Linked DNA regions of Homo sapiens: region 2 is linked to region 1. The links are chromatin loops, found by intact Hi-C in ENCODE. Cell type or tissue: gastrocnemius medialis. All regions are shown on one strand. Links, peaks and the distances in the headings refer to the core of each region. The heading gives the core; the rest is flanking DNA. Region 1 overlaps CAPN3 (calpain 3). Region 2 overlaps ZNF106 (zinc finger protein 106).

What was found. Peaks named below come from ENCODE experiments on the same cell type or tissue, not always from the same donor. Only the 100,000 strongest peaks of a DNase experiment are listed, where the experiment ranks them.
Region 2: it touches region 1 in a loop (2.3-fold over the local background); 1 of 110 quality-filtered maps calls a loop at or near these places.

The regions. Positions count from the first base shown.
Region 1 is chr15:42,364,326-42,369,706 of GRCh38, forward strand. All of the region lies in intron 1 of CAPN3 (calpain 3), which reads left to right. Among named protein-coding and RNA genes, the nearest start is that of CAPN3, 7.5 kb to the left of the region's middle. RefSeq lists an enhancer at 1-97. In gastrocnemius medialis, for the core only: no CTCF peak of the experiment used is centred there; DNase peaks (open chromatin) are centred at 683 and 2,876; H3K27ac peaks cover 5,000 bases.
Region 2 is chr15:42,447,541-42,452,921 of GRCh38, forward strand. It overlaps ZNF106 (zinc finger protein 106), which reads right to left. Exons shown (of 22, transcript NM_001366845.3): 5 at 2,231-4,414; 6 at 532-1,165. Among named protein-coding and RNA genes, the nearest start is that of ZNF106, 41 kb to the right of the region's middle. In gastrocnemius medialis, for the core only: no CTCF peak of the experiment used is centred there; DNase peaks (open chromatin) are centred at 609 and 2,361; H3K4me3 peaks cover 659 bases; H3K27ac peaks cover 5,000 bases.

The DNA.
Region 1 (5,381 bases), core at 141-5,140:
GGATTAAATGAGTTAATGCAGGCTAAAGGCTTAAGACCAGCACATGGTTGAGTGCTCAGTAAACATAGACTACTCTTATTACTGCCTACAAGCAGCTATGCAGTCTCTTAAAAGTGGCAACATCATAAACATTTTTCCAGCTTAATTTGTGCCTATGACCAGTCAAGATATTAGCTACAGCAATGTGTTTGAGTACTTCATGCCTGGTCTAAATGCATCCATCCATCTCAGCATGAGGATGTGTGTGTGAATGCTCCCCTCATGGGCAGGGGACTGCTTGTCCTTTAGGGCAATTCTAGTTATCTACATCAAATATAAAATGTACATTTGGTTGTGAAAATCTGAGTGTATCATAGAGCCAGGAAGGAGACTACAAAAGAGGGATCACACTTGGCTGGGAAACTTGGCACCTTGCCCAGTGATTGGCTTTAAAGGCTCACTGAGACCAACTTGCTGAGCAAGGGCTTCGTTTTTCCCATCTGCATGTGCCTCAGTCATGCCAGGTGGAGAGTTCTTAAGCTTCTTCTCTCTCATCTCCTGCAATTCCCAAAGCAGGGGCAACCTAGATCCCTGCTTCTTTTGGAGGGATGAGAAGTGAAGGGCCAGTTGCAGGACCTTGTGATGAAAAGGTATCTGGTCCTCTCCTCACCCTTGGTAACATGGGATCCCAGAATTGCTCCACAGGGCCCTGCCCTGCACCATCAGCTCAGCTGGCCAGGGCTTCCAGCAGTGGACCCTGACAACAATGAGGTTCCTGGGCTCCTCCTGTCTCTGGTGCTAGGTGGAGTCACCTTTCTGTAAATTCCATGTTATTCCAGACCCACCCTAACCTAGAGCTTGGAGAAGGAAGGGCCCACCGTATTTAGCAGCTGGATTAACCCAGACTTCAGGTTAAACTTCCCTCCATCAGCATGGTCTCAGTGTTTCTTGGCTCTGCTAGGAGAGGTTATTTCTGGTTGGGCCTCCAGTTCACAGCCCTGAATCGGAGTCAAAACTGCATCATTGATATACAGCCACCTCCAGCTTAACCTCCAGCTCCTTCCCTAGGAAATCCGTTCTCCCTTCCTCCACTGTCCTCCAAGCTCCTTGGGCTGATAGCTGGGCCTTGCAGTTTCTCATCGCAACCTTCTGCTTAGCTCTCTCCTCTATTTGCTGTTGGGAGTTGGGGGAGCTTGCCACCTTCCCACTTAACTCCAGATCCAGTGCCTTCTCACTTGCTGATGGTGGCTGGAGCTCCAGCTATGGGTCTTTTCCCCTCACCTTTTCCCCTCACCTCTTTCCCTCAACTCCTGTCCCCACCTCTCTGTCATTACAGGGCCCCACCCGTTCCCAGCTCAGAGCTGGGTCTCTACTTCAGCCACATTTCTCTGGTGTTTGCCTTTCTTCCTGCCAGGTATTACTATCATACCCATATCCATCTGTGCTTTGCCCAGTAGTCCAACCTCACCCTTAGCCCTGCTCTTCTTCACTCCTGGGGCCAGCTAGTGCCCTCCACCAACACCTGGACCTGTGGACACCTCTTTCCCAGACAGACGGCAGCAGCCTCTTAGTCCTCTGAATAGATGACTTTATTCCTTGTATTCTGGTACACAGAAATCTCTTGAATTAGGCTTATTTTAAGAATAGAGTTTAGATAAGTTTCCCAAGCTATAATTCATCATGAACCTTATTTTCCCAAGTCTAGAAGATTCTCAATACTAGTACTTTCTTGATCTTATCAGAGGGTGTCCATGGAAGGTCATGACCATCACCCAGCTGAGTGCAGTAGAAGGAAGCTTTCTAATGTAAGTTGCATCACAGTTTCAGAGATGTGAGAGAAATTCAGAAATGTGAGGGAAATTGTGAAATGTAAAACGTGAGGGAGAAAAGCATTCAGAATGGAAAAATAAGACAAAGAGTCCCTTCCCATCTAACTCACAACCCTGCCATCCCCAACCTATTCCTTTTCCCAGGCTCTTTCTTTCTTCCGTGCTGTCTATCGACATGGACCCAGCCACACCGGCTGGTTTTTGCTGCTTTCTGTATGACCTGGTCTCTTGCCCCTTCCCAAGGTCCTCATCATCCAGGCAGAACCAACTTCTTCCTTGTGCCAGGGCTGTTACACCAGGAGAAAAAAAAGTATGACATTCTTCAGGGTAGATCTTCTTACTACTGTGGAATTATTGTCAAGTCTTTAAATTTATTTCGCCAAATGTGCTCACTTTCTGAACCCTTAACATGGCAGAAACATCTTCTCTCTTCTCGAGGAAAACCTGTAAGAAAAAATCAGAAAGATTATTATAATTACAGAATTACAATAATCTCTGGGGTGGGGGAAGGAGAATTAAGTATGATTGTTTTCGAGGAAGAAAAGAAAGAAAAACACCTGCCCGTTTACTTACAAGAGGGAGGAGAGCTAGAACTGAAAGGAAAATGGAGTGGAGGAAGCAACAGGGCTTGTGACGACCCCTAACCTGGTGTTCTTCCTCTCCACGACCCGACCCTCACAGAATTCTTTTTTTTCTTTTTTTTTTTCTTTTTTTTTTTGAGACAGGGTCTCGCTCTGTTGCCCAGGCTGGAGTGCAGTGTCTCCAGCTCAGCTCACTGCAACCTCCACCTCCCAGGTTCAACCAATCCTCCCACCTTGGCCTCTCTAGTTGCTGGGACTACAGGCATGCGCCACCATGCCTGGCTAATTTTTGTATTTTTAGTAGAGATGGGGTTTCACCATATTGACTAGGCTGGTCTCAAACTCCTGACCCCAGTGATCCACCGCCTCAGCCTCCCAAAGTGCTGGGATTATAGGCATGAGGCTCTGCACCCGGCCTCCCTCACAGAATTCTTTCCGAGTGCTTGTGAAACTTCTGAGGCAAGTGACTTGGTAGAGGGTGGAGGTTCCTATTTTGGTTTACACAAGCAGGGGTGAGCCAACACTCAGAGTGTGGAAAGCACAGGAGTGTGGGGAGAGAGAAGCACACAGAAAGGAGCTGCTAGGAACCGGCTGAACTGTGGTGGGAGTGAGGAGGCTCTGCCCTCTCAGAGGCTATGGAGTGGTGTTCAAGACAATTCACAAGGAAGCCTGGTGCCTCAGCTAACACTGGGTGGCATTCTGCTGAAGAGGAGCTGACACGTACTTTTCCATTTTCATTCAATCTTCAAGTTTAAACAATCACCATCAGAACTTTCAGAAGTGTATTATATACTCCAGAACACCAGAAATATAGTATAAAAGCTGCTATTTTTAAAATACCCCAGAGATATAGGACCAAAAATGGGAACTACTTTCAGCCTTTCCAGATGGATGGCTTTCTTTCCTGATATAAAGGTTTTAAAGAGAAAAGGATGGCTCCATCTCCTTGAGTAACCTACAGCTTGTAACTTTCACAGTCTGAACACTCATCCTTATTTCTAACTAGAATGTTTCCAGGTGCAAATGTAATATATTTTCTCTGGCTGTGACCCAAAAGACAGTGAAATAGAGTCAGCTGATTTTCCCTGTATGGTAACCCTCCCTATTTTTTTCTCTCTTTTTTTTAAACAGAGATAGGAGTCTCACTATGTTGTCCACACTGGACTTGAACTCCTGGGTTTAAGTGATCCTCCTGCCTCAGACTCTGAGTAGCTGGGACTACAGGCATATCCTGTTTTTGAATCATGTCATCCCTCTTTTAGTTAATTCAGATCAGTCACAAAAGTGTTCCAACTTTATGCCATAGGCATGGCTTTTCCAACATGGAGGACGTCAGTGCTATAAACCTTACACAGCCAATCCTTGTTATTTGCAGATGCCATATTTGCAAATTCACCTACTCGCTAAGGTTTGTCTCCTCAAAATTAGTACTTGAGGTGTTTTTGCAGTCATTTGTGGGCATACACAGAGCTGTGAAAAATCTGAGTCACCCCACATGCCTGTTCCCAGCTCAGGTCAAACAAGGCAACACTCAGCCTTCTTGTTTCAGCTTTGATACTGTAAAGAATGTCCTTTTCATGACGTCTTTAGTGCCATGTTTTTCTCATTTCTGTGCTTTTTATTGGTGACCTCCAAGCATAGTGCTGAAATGCTGTCTAGCATTCTAGGAGGCTGTGGTGTGCCTCATGGAGGAAATACGTGTGTCAGATAAGCTTTGTTCACACACAAGTTATAGTCAGTTGGCTGTGAGTTCAATGTTATTGAATCATCAATCAATAAACAATAATTTAATGAATCAATATTAAATAAGGTGTCTTTAAGCAGAAACATCATAAAATAAGGCTCTGTATTGATTGGTTGATGAAAATGTGACCAGAGACTCATAGGACTCTAACTCTGTAGTTCCCCTAGGAGCAATGGTTCAGTATTTACTAATACAGTGTTCTCAGCGTTATTATAAAACATAACTACCAAGAATAATGAGTATTGACTATACTTCATTTTCTCTGTATTCTTAAATATTACAGCTTGAAACAATGCTCTATTAAGAATGTGGGCTGGGCGTGGTGGCTCACACCTGCAGTCCCAGCATTTTGGGAGGCCAAGGCGGGTGGATCACTTGAGCCCAGGAGTTCAAGACCAGCTTGGGCACCATGGTGAAACCCTATCTCTACCAAAAATACAAAGATTAGCCAGGTATGGTGGTTTGTGCCTATAGTCCTAGCTGTAAGAGTTAAAAAGAAAGAGGAAAGAAACATGAAAAATGGCTCAATAAAGACAGGTTTATTTTGGAGAATAAACCTGAGAGGGGCTTCTGGCTGATTTCTGTCAGGAGTACTCTCTCTTACAGACTAAGTGTATTTAAGGGTTCAGGGTGAGAGAGCCTATCACAGGCTTGGAATGTTTCTGTGTGGAGGAGAAGTTCATTGTGGGTTTGGAATGTCTCTGGTTGGAGGGGAGGTTATCTTGGGGCTGGCTTGTCTCTGGTCAGGGAGAGAGTTTATCTTACGGTTGGAATGTTTCTGGTTGGAGATGTCATTTGTGGTTTATGGTCATACTGACATTAGCCATTAGGCTGATGCCCTTTGGGTTGGATTTAGGCAGTTTTTGATCAAGGGGCACTTTAAAATGGTGGTGCTTGTCCAAGATGGTGATGCTCCTGCTCTGTCACTAGCTACTTGGGAGGCTGAGGTGGGAGGATCACTTGAGCTACGGAGGTTGGGGCTGCAGTGAGCCAAAATTGCGCCACTGCATTCCAGCCTGAGTGACACAGTAAGACCATCTCAAAAAGAAGAAAAAAAAAAGAATGTGATCAGTATGAAGTATTGCAGCATGTTTTAATCCATTGCAGTCATTCTTCTTTTTCATGTTCAAATTGTTCCATCTTTGGACAGTAGGAGCCCCTGTATGTTGCCTGTATCATTTCACGTTGCTCCATTAATCTTTTATCCCTTTCTTGTTTTCTGGCCACAACAAAATGTGCCACGCCCAT
Region 2 (5,381 bases), core at 318-5,317, 83 kb after region 1:
AAAGACTCTTAAAGGCCAGGGTGGGTAACTGAAGGACGAAGGACAGAGTTACACAGACTAAAAATATTTCTATACTCTGCTCATATATATGCACTCTAATAGTATTAAAACCATCTTAGTGTTAAGCCTATCACTCCTGAATCCAGCAATCATCCATGCCCTACAAGTGCAACAGTAGAACGCCTTTCTTCAGTAGCAGTGCAGAACGCATCTATGAAAACAGATTGGGTTACAGCTGAATATGTGACTTATCCTTGGTCAGGTGATACAAAGAATCATTGGCTTGGACACTGGTTTTAGATATGACTTCATATTTTCCTGGTACTGTACATTCATATTAGATTACATTTAATTTAGCAGAATTACTCAGTGTAAGAAACCAGTAGGATGAAAGTAAGAACCTCACAATTCTTCTAGAAGTTGAGAGAATCACAATCCCAGATACCCAAGAAAAACAGTTGAACCTTTTTTCATAAGCAACCAACTTGCCACATGCGATGTTCTACAAAAAGCAGAGGGAATTATACTCACTCCAGTGGCTCTTCGTTTCTTTCTAATACTTTGGCCATCATTTTGTTCAGCACCAGAGGTACAGCTACTATCTGTGGCTGCATCCGCTAAACTGGAGATCGCAAGGGCTGAGGATGCGCTTGATGACAGACAGTTTCCCTCTCCATTACTCTCCTGGGAATTCTGATTCTCTGACGGTGGTATAGACCTCTCCTGGCTGTTCAAGTCTTTTGCCAAATGCATCAAAGGTATTATATGGTCAGAGGATAATTGTGCACTATGTCGCCTTTGGGTAGCAACATTTTCAGCCCTTTCACCTGTTCGGAGGGAGGCAGCCCGAGGTGTCACTTCTTGTTTGAGGTGCATGGTTGCTTTCTGGCTCTGTCCAGCCCTCAATGAGTTACTAGGTGAAACCATCTGCTGGGGCTCATTTTCTTTGCCTGTACCTTCCTCACTGAAGAAGCTATACACAGAAGGAGCTCTGTCCATGATCACGCTGCTCTCAGAAAGGCTTCGCTTTCTTGCCAAGCCAGGGGACGAGGAAATGGAAACACCTTCCCACTGGAATCCTTCTAGACTGGACAGATCAGGTTCCCCATCCAAATCTAAGGCTTCTTGTTCATTTTGAACAAGGGGTACCATTTCTATGCCAAACCTTAAGGAAGAAAGAAAAAATGAAAACATAAATTGGATATGGTTGTTGGGAGGGGCATTATTTTTTAATGTGCCAGGCTCTCTCAAGCACTGAGGTTATAAAAAGTAAGGTGGCTCTTGCCTTCAAGGGGCTCACAGTCTAGTCAGTGGTACAGATATAAATATATTACGTTGTCACAAGTACCAGATTAGAGGTTTGTATACAGCTATAATAATATATTTGAGGGAGTAAAAATTGAGTTTTGTTTCATATGGAGCGCTAAATCTATAATAATACATACAGCATATAATTTTTAAAAGCAAACAAACCAAAACAAAAAAAAAAACCCTTTTACTGAGCACTTACAAGTGCTTTATACTTACAATTTCAAATGCTACTCACAAGGTGTGGGAAAGGAAAGTGGGGGGAAATAAACCCATTATTTCAACAAGTACAGAAATGCCCCTGAAGCCTGGAGAACTGTATCATCATGCAGCAGAGTTATGACTTTCAAGTAGCAAACTTACGTTGAACACTGTTTTAGCATTCAGAAAAGTCTAGTACCTCAACATAAGATGAAGAGCCAAAATATTACACAAGCGCTTAAGAGAAAGCATGTTGTAGTCATAAAGATAATGCCCAGAGTACATACAGAAAAGTTAACTATTCGTAGGTTCTAAGTAAAAGGTAATGAGAACAGTTGTATTTAAAAGTTATAGCACGCATTCCAAAATTAAGATCTAGAAAAAGACAGAGATCTATAGCTCTACATTTTTATGCTGTCATTTTCTACCCCTATAAAGTGACGGATTTTACCCCTGTAAAGCCATGACTTTTTTCCTACGTCACCACCTTGTTTCTCAAGTAGGTGTGCTTCCATTTTAACCTGCACTCTCTGCTAGGAAATACTTTATTCCATCTGTCATAGAGTATCAGTCACTATTTGATATTAAATCAAGACATCTACAACAGATATTGTTGGCAAACATTTAATTAAATGAAACACGTAGAATTCTCTTGATCAGGGTCAAAGGGTTACTTTAAAAGAAAGTGAGGAAAAAAAAGACACCGAAAAGCAGCACACACCTGGGTAAGCCTTTGCCCAGCTCTTGCTTTTTCTTGGTTACTTGCTGAATGACCTGTTCCCAGTTGACATTTCTCCGAGATGCATTTAGAATCTGCCGTAGGGTTGGCTTGAGCCCAGACTCCTTCTCTGTCTCACTCTTTCGGTGACCGCTAATATTGCGAATGCGGCGGGCACTATTGAGGTTTGGCTCAGGAAGGTGTACTCCAGTTTTGCTCTTCAAACTAATGTGCCGGGTTAGATCCCTCTGAAGTGAGGCAGGAAAGCCAAGCTTACTTAGTTCAGGCAGGAGAGGGCCCGAGGGCTGACTGATGTCACTTTTTTGAAGCTCTGCATCCAAGCTAGCACTCTCAAAGCCTTCTGTTTCATAAGATACATGAGATTTAATAGAGTCATCAACCTGTGCATCTTCTAGAGAGGTTTTCAAGTCTAGCAATAAGCCAGGGTGTGGACTGGCTGCAGATGTCATTTGTAATTCAGATTCTTTCTGGCGAACTATGGGATTACATGGGGAAGTGGATAGCTCTCTAGAAGTCTTCAGGATGCGGTCATCCTCCTCTTTCTCATCAGCAGTTCGAGTGCTGCCAGATAACAATTCTGTAGTTGCAGAACCTAGGGTTCCAATTTTTGTTCCATGCTTTTCCGTGTCAGATGTCTCTCCATCACTTTCATCTTCTAGTGCGTGCACTTGAAACTCAATTTTCAAAGACCCTTTTTCAGATTCTTCTACATTTCTACTTGCTTTTGCATAGTTCCTGGTACTTTTAGAAGTGCTAAGAAGTGGATTTTGCAATGACTCATGACACTGTAGCACCTCTTTGGCCTTTCGTAAAGTATCATTTAAATTATCACCAGATTGCTTTTGAGAGCCAAATGTACTTTTATTCCCTTTTAAAACATGAGGACATGAACTACGCAGTTTGGATATGTAAGGACCATGGTTATCTTCCACAGTGGGCTTGTTCGAGGGATTTGAGTGTTCTCCAGGGGAAAAAAAATTTGTTTTGGTGTTTTTTGAGATATTCTTTGGATCTTGCTTTTGAGACAATGATTTAGTGGCTGGACATGGAAGGAGTGGGGATTTCAATGATGGCATTTTATTTGGTGTATGCTCTTGTTCAGGTTTTTCTGCAGTGGGGCACTGTCTCACCACCTCGAAGGAAGCAGCGGAATCAGAAGAGGCCTTGTGATTAAGAGATCCAGTATGTATTTCTTTTTGTGTTTTCTGTGTTGGGGAATTACGTGTTTCATCAGTTTGGGGCTCCTGTATTCCTGTAGTTATCAAGCTAAAATCAAAGAGAGGTTTCTCTATCATTTCTGACTTGTTACCAGTGATGTCTTTCAATCCCGACTGTAAATCCAGAGTCTTCTGAGAAGGGTAAGGCGTCCAGCGACGAGGCTTTTCCCTTGCCGCACTGCCATTCTTTCCACTAACTTTGGAAGTAGCAGTGTCTGCTTGTTTAGTGGTTTGGCTTTCCAGCTGCTCAAAATTGAAGTCGAGTAAGCCTTCTGAAGGAAATTTATCACTTGTAAATCCTTCAGAAGGACCTCTATATGTGGCAACTGTACCAAGTTTGTCATTTTCTTGCCGCTGCCAATTATATCTGTCGTGACTGTATTTGTTTGACTTATTAGATTTCTTGTTCCATAGCATAGTCATGTCTTCCATTTGACAGTTAGAATTTCTGTTTCTGCCTGGTTGAAATTTGTCTCCAGGGCCACTGTAATTCCAATTATTTGTACTACGTACACTGGATTTCCAGTTTCCGTTACTGTTGTTCATATGCCAACTGGAAAAGCCACCTGTTCCTTCAGAAAGCCAACTGGAATTCCTTCCTGTACCATTATGATTCCAATCTACTGCTCCACTATTTGAAAGCCAACCACCTCCAGAATTACTATGGTTGTGAAACCAAGTCGAGGAGCCTCCTGCAACACCCTTATGCCACCCGGAACGTCCTCTTGGTCCACCACCATTCCTCAAAGAATGTGGAAAGCTGTTTTTCCTAGTATTATTAAAGCCATCTTTTTCCCATTTCCAATCCCGCTGTGGAGGTCCACGATGATGCCATGCAGGCTGACTGTAACTCTCTCTGTCTTGGTAAGGAATTCGGTCTTCTCGTCTCCATTGGGGTCGTCTGTCATCAGAGTTTATTTCTTGGTTGCTATTGGAAGGTTCATCTTGTCTGGAAGAAAAACAGTTTTTCATTAGCGATTTAAAGGAATTCCTATGCTACCTTGAAAGGCATAACCCACCAAACTTCCCTTGTACTTTCCTCCCGTTACTTAGAATATGTAACCGAGTCTGGTTTTATATCTAATAGTGGTTGTTTTCATATCTTTAAATGATATATTTAAACGTATATTCCTCAACTTATTAATTTAAAAATAAAACATTTTAAATTACTTAAATTTCAAGTAATTACAACCATCTCCCCCATCACTCAGAAATATTAAAAATTTGGCACATTTGGCCAGGTGTGGTGGCTCACATCTATAATTCCAGCACTTTGGGAGGCCGAGGCGGGCAGTTCACTTTAGGTCAGGAATTCAAGACCAACATGGCCGACATGGAGAAACCCCATCTCTACTAAAAATACAAAAATTAGCCAGGCGTAGTGGAGCACGCCTGTAACCCCAGCTACTCGGGAGGCTGAGGAATGAGAATCACTTGAACCCAGGAGGTGGAGGTTGCAGTGAGCTGAGATTATGCCATTACACTCCAGCCTGGGTAACACAGTGAGACTCTCTCAAAAAAACAAACAAAAATTTGGCACATTTATATTCCCTCCCTTTCTTGGTCTTGTTTTTCTTGGCATGTTCTGAGATTTTGTCCCTATCATCCAATTATTATTTTTGTATTATGCAGGTTTTTTGGAAAAAGAACAAGTATATTTTATAGCTATAGTTATCTTTTTTTTTTTTTTTTTTTTTTGAGACAGAGTCTTGCACTGTTGGCCAGGGTGGAGTGCAGTGGCACAATCTCAGGTCACTGCAACCTCTGTCTCCCAGGCTCAAGCAATTCTCCTGCCTCAGACTCCCGACTAGCTGGGATTACAGGCATGCGCCACCACACCCGGCTAATTTTTGTATTTTTAGTAGAGACGGGGTTTCACCATGTTGGCCAGGCTGATCTCAAACTCCTGACCTCAG